2 separate regions of the Homo sapiens genome follow, and region 1 is linked to region 2. A link is a contact called in ENCODE Hi-C or POLR2A ChIA-PET data. All regions are on one chromosome and are shown on one strand. The core of a region is the stretch at or near the end of the contact, and the rest is flanking DNA. Distances in the headings are between cores, read along the strand shown.

Region 1 (6,291 bases), core at 3,599-6,098, 100 kb after region 2:
AATGTGCATGGGCAGGTAGACCATCAGTAGGTTAGAACTCAAGTCCCATGATGGCTTTGAAAAAAAATTGATGTTGCTTGATCTGATCTCAGCTTCCAGGGCACCTCTTCAGGGAAGGCTTCCCTGAGCTTCCTGGGCTAAGGTAGAAGCTCCTGTCACATTTTCCCAGAAGCATTCCAAATTTCTGCTTCATCATCACAGTGCTCATCATACTGCAAAAGGTCTATCTGTTTAATCATCTGCTTCCTTCACCCTAAGCTTTTTTTTTTTTTTTTTTTTTTTTTTTTTTTGAGACGGAGTCTCGCTCTGTTATCCAGGCTGGAGTGCAGTGGCTCCATCTCCGCTCACTGCAAGCTCCGCCTCCTTGGTTCATGCCATTCTCCTGCCTCAGCCTCCTGAGTAGCTGGGACTACAGCCACCCGCCACCACACCCGGATAATTTTTTGTATTTTTAGTAGAGACGGGGTTTCACCCTGTTAGCCAGGATGGTCTCGATCTCCTGACCTAGTGATCCTCCCGCCTCAGACTCCCAAAGTGTTGGGATTACAGGCATGAGCCACTGCGCCTGGCCACCCTAAGCTTAGTGAGGGCAGAGACTCTGGTATTCTTGTCCTTGAATCCCTGGAATCTAGCAGAAGGACACTTAGTAAATATGCATTTAGTTAGTTGAACACCAAGCTCACCTTTGCCTGTGGGGCCTTATGCTATCCCTCAGCCTGAATTCTTTCTCCCCAGATTCTGTGTGGCTTGTTTAGCTTCTCATTCCAACCATAGCTGCTAGGTCATCATCTGTTGACCACCCAACCCAACCCGGGCACTACGTTGGTCTCTACCATCCCCAACACTTTGTATTCAACACGGCACTTGATCACTGTTCCATAGTCTGCTGATTATTTTATGTTCTGACTCCTACTTCCTAGAGTGCAAGTTCCCTAGTCAGGGGCTGGTCTATCTTGCTCAACTCCACCCTCAGCACATTAAATCCCTCAGTAAATGATTTTTGAATGATGCATGACTTTTTACTGACTCATTTGTCAAAACACTCTGACATTATCTATGTATGATCATTTTAGAGATTGAGGAAAATAAACTCAAGAACTGGTGACTTGCCCAGGTCACACTACTGGTGGGTAGCAAAACAGCAGCTAGAATCTATAGCTTCTGGCTTTCCAGCCAGTCCTTGTTCCACTACATTCATTACTTCTTTGCTGGACTGAAAAGCTTAGGACTTTTCCTGTAAGTAATACGGAGCCATTGAAGATCTGAAGTTTCAAGGAAGTGGTAGGATGGATTCTCTTTTACTATAAGGTAAGTGCCTCCCTCTCCCATTTTGCCACATTGACTGATCTTATTTCAAAGCCATCTGTTTTTCCACCTGGGGGTCACAAAGTTACTGCCTCACACCATAAATCCACCGTTGGCATTTCCGTGCAGCTGTGTTAGTTGACAGCTCTGCATCACCAGCTCTGTGAAGATGTGGGAAAGCTGGTGCTGTCAGATTCCATCAGCAGAAGATAACCTGTGATTGCTGATGGTTGCACTAATTTACCTGCACTGTCGGGGAGGCCCTTCTGCCCTGTCTGGCATTTCCAGGGAAAGGTACAGTGGAGATAGAGACGTCACTTCAGGAGGCAGCTGATTTATGTCAGAGGATTAATATGACCCTATATCAAGTTCAAGTTTTGGTCAATCAACTCAGAGCCTCATAAACTTTAGAGAAAGGTAACCCCTTTGCTGTTACTTTGGCCCAAAAGAAGAGCACCAATCTTCATTAAAACATGTTTGATAACTGCACAAGGGGGAAAGGATTGATTAAACCAAGTGTAGTACTTTCATAGGATGGAATATTATGTGGCTATTAACATTTGACTTAAAAATAGGTAGAAATAACTGGATTCTTATAATAAATTGGTTAGAAAAATTGGTTACAAAATGTAAAGCACCAAATGAGCCTATGTTTGTTTTGGAAAAGTATAGATGGATAAATGAATGGGTGGATGAATAAAAAGATCATCGATATGTAAACAAATGTATAGTTAGATGGACAGACAGATGATTAAGATAGAAAGACACCAAAGAAAGCGTGGAAAGGCCAACATAAATATGTTAATAGTGGTTATATCTGGATGGCGGGATTAAGAGCAACTTTAAAAATCACTTACCTTTATTTCCTGGTTATTTAATAATAAACTTATATTGCTTTTGTTAACACAAAAGCATAGCTATTAATAACAACAATTCTAATATTCGGAATCAAGAGCTCATCTTTTACCTATGCGTCCTCTTTATACCCTCTTTACTCTTGTTACATGAATGTTCATAATACCCATTCATTCATCCATCCATCCATCCATCCATCCATCCAACCATCCAGGAGGTAGAATCTATCTGGACTTCAGGATGGTATTTAAATAATCCCTCAAGAAAGTTTTATATTGATTTCAGTTCCTCTCATGCCTCTGGGCTATTTTATTCTTCTTGTTGTTGTTACTCTTCTAGACCATGGAGCCCCTTTCTATATCCCATCATGCCAGCCTTTGTACTCTTGGTCAATTTCTACTCACGCTCTAAGACTTTCTTCAGACCTCACCTTTCCCTCTTTCCTCTTGTTGCTTTCATCCCCTCCTTCTACTCCCTCCTCCCTCATGGCCTTTGTTCTCCAATTGCACCTTGTACTTTGTACTCTGCCACCCTTTGTACCCCCGGTCAATTTCTACTCACGCTATAAGACTTTCTTCAGACCTCACCTTTCCCTCTTTCCTCTTGTTGCTTTCATCTCCTCCTTCTACTCCCTCCTCCCCCATGGCCTTTGTTCTCCAATTGCACCTTGTACTTTGTACTCTATTTGAAACTTTCCAATATGTATAGTTATTATCTATGTACTTGCTGTCTCTTGATTAGACTTGGTGCTTCCTGATGCAGAGACTATGTCTTTCATCTCTGCACTCAGGGCCTAACTGCCTAGTAAAAGCTAGTCTGCTTCTCTCACAAGTATGTTTCTGTCAGCCTAAACAGAAGATTGACCAACAACCTTTATACCATTCATTTAATCAACAGGCACTTACTAAGCATCTACTATATCCGAACCACAGAGATTAGTAAGACACAGTTTCTTCCTCCAGGGGCTCACAGCCAGGTTGGGGAGGCAGACATGGGCACATGAAAAAGAACCATAAACAGGCCGCCATAGGATGTCAGAGTCCTATTTCAGCCTAGAGAGAGGGCCTTCTAGGAGTTCAAGAGACCCCTATAGGCTGTCTGGACAGGGGAGAGACTAGATGGCAGGGGGAGGCAGTTAAGGTTTGAACAGAGACTTCAAAGAAGAGAAAGAGAATTTAGACAAACACGAGGGATGAGGGATGGCATTCCAGGTAGGGGGCACTGTGTGGCAAAGGAGCAGAGGTGGTGGGCTCCTGGCTTGTTATGAGTGTCCAGGCTGTGGGAGCTGAAAGGGCATCAGAATTAGTGTCAGCCCCTGGGGTTATGTCTAGCTAGGATCATTTAGAAGCAGTGCGACTTCTCAGAGCCTCAGCTTCTTCACCCATGAATTAAATATTAAATTATCTGCTTTATCTGTCCTATAGGGAAGTTGGGAGAATCCAGTGACTCACGGTGTGTGGAAATTTTTTGTAAATTGTAAAACAATACACTTATGTAATTCACAGAATAAGAATAATCAGCAATATGGCTGGAGGAAGGGATTTATAAGGAAAGAAAACACTTAGGCATGTTGGAATATTTAGAGCAGGGTTTGGGGAAGGCCTTAAAGATTCTGACTCTGACTTTTCCATTTAGCTCTCATGATCCCCAGTACCATTTCTCTTGTGAATTCATTGATCTGGTCCAGCCTGGGTTAGGTGCCCCACCTCATGTTCCCAATATCCCACTTACTTAGTAAGATAGCCTTTTAATTTCTGTTAACATCTATCTTCCCAGCCAGGCTGGGAGTTCATTGAAAGCACACATCTTACTTTATTCATTTTGTAGCCTCAGTGTCTAGCACATTATCTGGCACACAGTCGGGATTCAGTAGATGTCTGTTAGTGATAACTGTTTTAATGGCTACTCTTCATGAAGCGCTTACCAGTTGGCAGTCATTTTGATAAGCACTAAACAAGAATTTGCTCATCATCACAACAACCCTTATTCCCATTTTGCAAATAGAAAAAGTGAGTCATAGGAGGCTTAAATAACTCAGTCAGTTTCACTCAACACATGAGCATTGGAGCTAGAATTTAAGCTGAGGTCCTGAGGTTTCTGAGTGCCATATGTTTCTTGTGAATTCATTCACTCATTCATTCCACCAATAATGATCGTGTGCCTGTCTCGTGCCAGGAACCATTACAGGCTGAAGGAATGTGTCTGGAAGAAGTGATAAATGGGATATCAGATAATCTCATGCTCGGTGAAAATGTGAAACGTATGTGTGACCAAAGTACAGAGCATCCCAGAGGTGTGGGCAACTCAGCTGCGGGTGGGGGTGGAGAGAAGCCTCCAAGAGAAGAGGAAGAGAGCCAAGGGCATTCCATCCAGGTAGAAGAAAGGGCAAGTGGGAGGACACCAGGGTGGGGTGTAGCAAGTTGAGTCTGGATGTTGCAGTGAGTCTTCCTGATTAGACAGTGTACTTCTTGAAGGTGGAAACCGTGTCTTAAACATCTCCACTTTCATAACCCTGCACAATGCCTGCATCTGGTTGCTCAGTGAAAGCTTGGTGGATGACTGAGATGGGTTTCTACATTTTGAAAACAGAGCAAACCTCAAATTTCAGAAGAACACTAGAAGGCCGCACGAGAAAATGACTCCAATTTGCAAGGGGCAGCCAAGCATTACCAGAAGGAAATGAATTTGTGTATTTACTAAGAATCTCTTTGCTTGGCTCAGAATATCCTCAGATCTCCATCTCAAACCTGCTCTCCTGTTAAGAGAATGCACGACAAATTCTGTCTAAAGTACTTTGGCTTTTGCAAGTTGCTAGGATATTAATATATTTATCCACAACCACAGACACTTGGCTCAAGAACAGCCCACTCAGCCCTCACTTGAGGCTAGATCATGGGGATTCAATCAACATGAGGTCCTGAAGGGGCTTTTAAGTCAGCCAGGGACGTGGTCATTGCTTGGAGGTGCCACAGCTGAAGTTTTTCTCCAGGTTTGGTGATAAGAAGTTATTTTTGTTAAGTTGATTTGCTTTGGCCTCTTTTGAGGCTTCATATTCAGTTGTGATTTGCACCTGCCTTTTTTAACCTAAAAACACATGTGAAGGAGAGGAATGGAGGCATATTTTCCCACTCCACAGTCCCTGGGCTTCCAAAATGGGGATGCTTTGGGTCTAGATGTCCTCAAGGAAAATAGGACACTTGGGTTTCGGGGCTCATTACGTGGATGTGAAGGAAATATGGCCTAGAACCTGTTGATATTGTAGCCCAAGGGTCACATACTAGAAGACCACTACCTCTACAATGATTTCAGTGGTGGGCGTGGGGAGGGGAAGGGAACAGGCAGGGCTGTCTTTTGTTAAACTGTAGGATATAGGGATGACTCATGACCTATACAGGGCCAGGCATTTAGCTTTCACATGCCTCAAACACAAATCAATTTGACTACACAAGGGGAAAGCAAAATAAACTCACTTCCTGATTATTTTTTCTTTGGAGGGGGGTCTTGCCTTGTTACCCAGGCTGGAGTGTAGTGATGCAATCATGCCTCACTGCAGCCTTGACCTCCAAGGCTCAAGAGATCCTCACACCTCAGCCTTCCGAGTAGCTGGGACCACAAGCATACACCACCATGCCAGGCTATTTTTTTTTTTTTGGGGGGGGGAGACAAAGTCTTGCTATGTTTCCCAGGCTGGTCTTGAACTTTGGGCTCAAGCAATCCTCCCTCCTCAACCTCCCAAAGTGTTGGGATAACAGGCATGAGCCACCATGCCCAGACCTATTCTTTTTTTTTTTTTTTTTGAAGAGCTGCAACCTTCTGTTGGCATCACCAACAAGCATCATTTTTTGAGGCTCTCTTCATATAGACCCTGAGACTACAAAGGCCAGCACTGGTTCCTACCTATCGTGGTTGTATAATAAGTCACAAAGGTGTGCCATCCCACATTCCCACAGAGATGATAAAAAAGAATCTTCCCTCTGACTAAACTTATTACTTAAATGGATAAGTGATTGTCTATCAAATTATTGGCAGCAAGAGTGGCTTAATATCAATACTTCTGAAACTTTATTTTGAGCTGGCAACTACAAAAACATAACTGTCTCATAGCCCATAACCCTTACAATAGCTCAAGTT
Region 2 (6,572 bases), core at 3,052-5,551:
ATGCATGCAGCCTCCCTCCAAATTAATCACCAGATTAAATGCAAGATGTGCACACCAAATCAATAGCTTGTGACGGGGACCTCCTGCCTGTGCTTCAGGAAAATTCCATTTCCTTTCAGATGTTGTCGCTTGAAATGTCAGGAAGTTTCCATTCATCACCCGCCCTTGAAAATGCCACCATCACCATACTTCATGTTTCCTTGCTTTCTTTCTTCAGAGGAATCCAAGCACCTTGCAGAGGGAGCCCACTCCTTGTCACAGACTCTCCTGGAGGCTGAAACAGGGGCAGTCTGCACAGAGGAGAGGTGTAGAGAGGCGCGATTTAGAAATAAGAAAACCAAATCGTAAAGAAGCCTAATGTCTTGTTGCAACATCTGAAAGAAACAAGATGAATATATTCCACTAGGTGGGAAGCTTAGGGTAGTGGGAAGAACATGGATTCAGGACTTTGAGAAACATGGATTTAAATTTTGATCCCCAATGCCTCTCTGCACTTCACTGTTATCTATAAAATAGAGGAAATAAAAATACTATACATTCAAGTCTTAACACCAACAGTTAACTAGTTGTGTAACCTTGGACAAGTTATGTGACCTCTCTGTCTGAGCATTGTCATTTGTATATGAGATCATGGAGGTTAAATGTCCAACCTGTTGTCACTGTGCACCTCAAAATAATAAATAAAACATTTCATCTCTCAATCAAGGCTAAATCCACTTTCTCTGCTCTTCAAAACTTGACCCTGCCAGCACCTTCTCCAGTAACCTCTAGATTGAGTGAGATCCCTTTTTGTAGTATAATAATAATAATAATAATACTTAAGAAAAACAGTGATAATAACACTAAAAACTAACACATTGATCACTTACTACACAACATGCTCTGGGTACTTTATTTGGATAATTCATTTAGTACTCGTAATAACCTTATCAGTTGTGTTATTATGTTCTATGTATTACAAATGAAGAAACTGAGGCACATAGAGTTTCTATTACCTGCTCACTAGTATCTTAGTCAGTTTGGGCTACTATAACAAAATACCATAAATGGGGTGGCTTATAAACAACAAACTTTTTTTTTTCATAGTTCTGTAGGTTGGGAAGTGCAAGATTAAGGTGCCTGTAGATTTGGTGTCTGGTAAAGGCTTTCTCATTGATGGGTATCTTCTCACTGTAAACTCACAAGAATGGAAGAAGTGAGAAATCTTTCCAGATTTCTTTTATAAGGGACTAATCCTATTCACAAGGGCTGTGCTCTCAGGACACAATCACCTCCCAAATGCCCCACCTCTTAATGCCATCACCTTGGGGGTCAGGATTTCAACATATGGATTTGGGGAGAACATAAACACTCAGATCACAGCAACTGGAAAGCAGGGAATTGGTCCTATCTTCCCAGAGAATCCCAAGCATCACTCCATCTTGATTATATGACCATGATATTTCCCTTTCAGCTCCACCAGACTGGAGGCTTTCCTGAAATAGGGACTTAGTGTAATCTAATTTTGTATTCCCAAAGTTTAGCACAGAGTAGGTGCTCCTTGAATTTGAAATGAAATAAAATTGACTTCTTATGCAAAGGCAATAGACCGTATTTAATAGAAAAGGCTCTGAATTGAGAAGGTGACATCCCCCATCAGAATGTTGCAGAACTAGACGTCATTTCACATGGAAGATACTCTGCCAGACTGGCACAAAGCAAAGACAACAGCAATGTACACAACAACCAAAAAAATAACAGAAAACCCTGCAAAGCCCCAGAAGCCCCCAAACTAGAAAATGTAAGACCCTTCCCTTCCCTACCTAAGCGGAAGACCCTTAATACATGTTTAAAGTGTTTGGTCTAGAAGTTGCCACTAGAACCTCAGTGAATGGTACATGTGATTGTCACACATGGATATGCCCAGTAAACGGCAAAGGAAAACTTCTTGAGGCTCTAATCCCAGAGTGCTGGCTCAGCCATTCTTAACAAATTCTTTTGTTCTTCTCACATATTCTTGTGTTGAAAAATTTCATGGGGTATTGTTGGAGTCAGGCCTCAGGACTGAGGGGAACTCCCTGATTATTGCAATCAAGATCCTGATGCTAGTAGTCGCAGCACAGGAGAAAAATAAAACCCCTATAAACATATAGAACAAAGCTCAACTGAATTGATCATTAAAGAAATTCAAACTAAGTAATGAGATAGTTTTTCAACGTTTACAAAAGTTAATACAATCAACAATATCTAATTTCAGTGGGGCTTTGGGGAAACATGTATGCTTATGTCCTATTAAGTGGGAGTACAACTTTGGAGTCTCCACCCAAACCTTGTTTCTAGGATTCTATCACTCAGAAATACCAGCACGTGTGCTCACAAATATATTTTCAAGCAGATTCATTCCAGCAACATTTGTAACAGTGAAACACTGGATGCTTCCAAGGTAGGAAAATGGCCTAAAAATTTCATGGTATATTCATGCAATAGTTAGGGAGCAACGAAAACAAATAGAATAGGTCTGTATGTATTGACACAAAAAGATGACCAGACTGTAGCCCTAAGAAAATGAACCTTGGCTGCACAGGAGGCCTCTAGCACTCTGCTCTAGTTCTTTGCCTGCTTGGATTGGTCCTTGCTTGTGCCACACCAGAGAAATAACTAAGTGGCTGTCGGGGATACAGATGGGAAGGGAAAGGAGAATATAATTTTTTTCATTTATATTTTTGATTCCCATCTCATCCTTGCTTTCTTCTATTATAATGTACATGAATGTTTTAGTGTGTTCGGGCTGCTATGACAAAAATACCATAAACTAGGTAGTTTGTAAACAATAAACATTTATTTCTCATGGTTCTGAAGGCTGGGAAGTCCAAGATCAAATGCCAGCAGATTTGGTGTCTGGCAAGGGCATGCTTCCTCATTGATCTCACCTCCTAACTGTATCCTCACATGGTGGAAGGGACAAAGGAGCTCTCTTCAGTTTCTTTCATAAGGACACTAATTCTAATCATGAGGGCTCCACACTCATGACCTAATCATCTTTCAAAGTCCCCACCTCCTAATACCAATACTAATACCAATACCAATACTAATATTTTGAAGGTCAAGATTTCACCATATGATTTTGGGGGCTAGGGGCACAAACATTCATACCACAGCATCACATTTTTTGGGGTTATCACTATTACTTTATTTGTTCTTTTTCAAAATCCTGGTGTTCAGTAAAAGCAAAGCCAGACTCTTGATGTGATGACAGTGCTATGTGTAACACAAGTATGGACAAAGCCCTTTGGTAATAGAGAAAAAAATGTAACAACAACAAAATCCCACCAGGAAGAGTGGGGAAAGGTGTCACTGAAATGGGATACCTAAGATTTTGCCTGGGCCTTGACTGGGAGAACAATGACGGCAAAGCCTTCCAGGCAGAGACACACAAGAGCCCAATCCGAGAGGCACGAAACCATGTGAGCTGTGGTGCGTCTGCAGCAGGATGACTTCCTTGGTGTTCAGACAGTTTATTCCATCTTGGGAGGGGGCACCAGAAGCACAGTCTAAGGAACAGCCTGGATTTAGCTCTAGTTGGGGAGCAGCCATGGGGAAAGAAGGCAAGAAAGCTACAATGGATAGTTTGCACATTGTTTTCATCTGACCTGCTGTGGAATGTGGCTCATAACTCATCTGCATATGCAGCTATTGAGGTGGACAAAGGAAATCCAGCCAGTGGAAATTCCTGGGAATCCATAATGAGGCCCAAATAGGAAATGCCAGTGAAGAGATTTTACTGGTGCCAACCCCAAATACCAACGTTCATGCTGTGTTCAGAGAACCTTCATTGCTTGTCAACTTTAGATGAGACATTTTGGCAAATGGTAAATCAATAATAATTGGGGTCCCATTGATATTATCCTTTCCAACCCTTTGCATGTAACTTGATGCTTCAGGAAGCTTTGAGTCAGGGATGATTATTCTAATTTTACGGATCTTAAATTGAGGCTCAGGGAGGTTTGGTAAATTCTTCAAGTTCACACAGCTAAGGGAGACAGGATGATATCATAAAATAATCCTTTCAGTTGGAATGATATAGGCCTGTTTTAAAATCTCTATTCCATGACTCACTATTTGGGTGACTTTGGGCAATTTACTTTCCTCTCTGCATTCATATTCCTATCTGTAGAATGTAGATAACTTTACTTCACAGAACTGTTGGAAGCATGGAATGAGATTATATATGTTGCCTACTTGCTACCCATATCCCCCTTCTTCCTCAGTGACTCATGCCTAATTTAGGGTGGAGGAGGCAGCACATACACCCTATTAAAACATTCAATTTTCCAGTCTCCCTAGCACCTGGGGGTGGCCACATGACATTGTTCTGGCCAATGAAATGTAAGCATAAGTCTCAGGGAAGGGTTTCTGGTCCTGAATAAGAAAGCTAAACCTTTTTGGTAAAAGCCTTTCTTCTCCTTTTCTTCCTTCTTGGAATAGGGAAAAGAGACCTGGAGATGCAACAGCTGTCTTAGAAAAACGATGAGTGGGTCTTTGGTGGTATTGTTGGACTGCTTTTCTTGGACTCCTCACGGCTTGAGACAAGTGGACTGTAGGTAGTTGAAGTGATTTGCAGCTCACCATATTTCTGGCTGATGGAGTAATTAAGGCTTTGACTCATCATACATACTCAATGAATAGCAGCCATTTTGATCAAGGCAGGGACCTTTCTCTGAACTGTGAGAATTTAATTCCCTGCACCCTACACATAAAACAGCATTAACATGCCCAACCATCCCCACCGACACTACACAGCACTCTTCTCTGTTCTCTGCCTTGCTCACCTCCAAAGTTGGACACACAGCCCTCTCCACCTGCAGATCAGCATCAGTTTAAATGAGATAACATGTAAAATCCATAGCACAGTGCCTGGCAAACAAGTATAAAACAAATGGGATTGTCCTTTTTTGAGACAGAAGGTTTTAAAGCAACCTCTGCAAATGAGCCTTCCTGCTTAACAAACATGTATGAAAAATTTTAGAGGGCACTATGACCTGCAAGATAAAGAAACTGAAGCAGTTTTGCATGGCATTCAAATCTCCAACCTATGCCTAGAGCTCTGGGCTCCTCTTCCTGAGTCCATAGATAATGTCCCCTCCCCTAAAACTCCCCCAAAAACTCACAGGAAAGTTTTTGTCCCCATCTGGTATTGCACTCATCTAATCATAGTCATTGTGGTTGCCCTTCCCACTGAAGGTGAGAAGTACATCTCATTTTTCTTTGTAAGAATTGTAGATCAGCCTCAGTTTAAATGAGATAACATGTAAAATCCATAGCACAGTGCCTGGCACTGATATTTATACAAAATTTGTACAAAAATTATACAAAATTTGTATAAATTTATGGAGTATAAGTATAATTTTGTTACATGGATATATTGTGTAGTGGTGAAGTCTGGGCTTTTAGTGTATCGATTACTGGAATAACATACATTGTACCCATTAAGTAATTTCTTATTATCCACCCCCCTGCCACCCCACACCTTTCTGTGTCTTCAGTGTCTACTATTCCAGACTCTAAGCCCATGAGTACACATTATTATGTTCTCACCTGTAAGTGAGAAGATGCAGTATTTTTCTTTCTGTGTCTGAGTTGTTTCACTTAAAATAATGGCCTCCAATTCATGTTGCTGCAAAAGACATAATTTCATTATTTTTCTTGGCTGACTAGTATTCCATTATGCATATATACCACATTTTCTTTATCATTTTTCCTTGACCCCCTAGTAACCCTGCACAGTACAGGTACTCAATTGTTATTATCAAATGACTAAATATGGTTCTAGTCTATGCCTAGGAGTCTATTCACATGAAGGTTTTAGCTGTTTCCTGAACACAGCTCAGCATTTCTATGCCTCAGTACCATTGAACATGCTATTCCTTTGGCTTAGAATTCTCCTCATCCATTTTATCCCTGCAGGACTCCTACTCATCCACACACACCACCTCAAATGTCACTTCTTCCAACTCTCTCAGTTGCTCTCTCCCCTATACTCTTAAGGCATCTTATACTTATTTCTACTACAGCACATAACTCACTATTATTGTGAGTCATCTACATGCTTCTCTTCCCTGCCAGACTGTGAGCTCTTAAAAACATTTACTATTTTCTTCTGTCAATTGTATTCAATATACGCCTGGCATATGGTAGATATTGAGAATTTTGGTGAATCTGGTTGCACAAAATTTACAAAACATTCTGGCTTTCAGTTGTTGCCACCCCTATTCCTGTAATGAGACTTGTAATATCAGGGATTATGGGGGAAAGTGAAAGGAAATGATCCTTTATTCAGCGTCTACTATAAACCAGGCATTTTTGTTGTCCAAGTTGCTTCCAGAAAAAGCATGAAACATGCTCTCAAAGAGCTGTGACTTCATTGTGGAGATACACTATACTTACACAAATGTTTTAGAGGTTGGTGCCTTTTTCACTTTGAATCACACCTCCTGGGGTGACCGACTCACTACACATCCATGGCTTTAAGAATTTCAGGTGCCCCCCCAATGGCCCTGTCTGTATTGTGACCTCTTAACCCACAGAGACACCAG

What was found. A loop is a pair of places that touch in the nucleus more often than their neighbours do. ChIA-PET counts read pairs that join two places held with the same protein, here RNA polymerase II (POLR2A). Pooled maps may share reads with other maps.
Region 1: a loop to region 2 is called in a pooled map, with 2.3 times the contacts of the local background. The contact joins two enhancer-like sites. A Hi-C loop is called at or near these places in 1 of 168 maps with a recorded cell type or tissue (PC-9) and 2 of 50 pooled maps. POLR2A ChIA-PET finds 5 or more read pairs at or near these places in 2 of 52 experiments (AG04450 and activated T-cell).

Annotation. Positions count from the first base shown.
Region 1 is chr1:59,024,713-59,031,003 of GRCh38, reverse strand. All of the region lies in intron 2 of LINC01358 (long intergenic non-protein coding RNA 1358), which reads right to left. Among named protein-coding and RNA genes, the nearest start is that of LINC01358, 7.4 kb to the right of the region's middle. RefSeq lists an enhancer at 4,362-4,421. Within about 2 kb of position 4,848, at least 4 of the 41 ENCODE cell types and tissues checked have a DNase peak (open chromatin) inside an H3K27ac peak, as active enhancers do.
Region 2 is chr1:59,126,065-59,132,636 of GRCh38, reverse strand. It overlaps HSD52 (a long non-coding RNA gene), which reads left to right. Exons shown (of 3, transcript NR_027120.1): 3 at 1-701. Among named protein-coding and RNA genes, the nearest start is that of HSD52, 17 kb to the left of the region's middle. Within about 2 kb of position 4,301, at least 2 of the 41 ENCODE cell types and tissues checked have a DNase peak (open chromatin) inside an H3K27ac peak, as active enhancers do.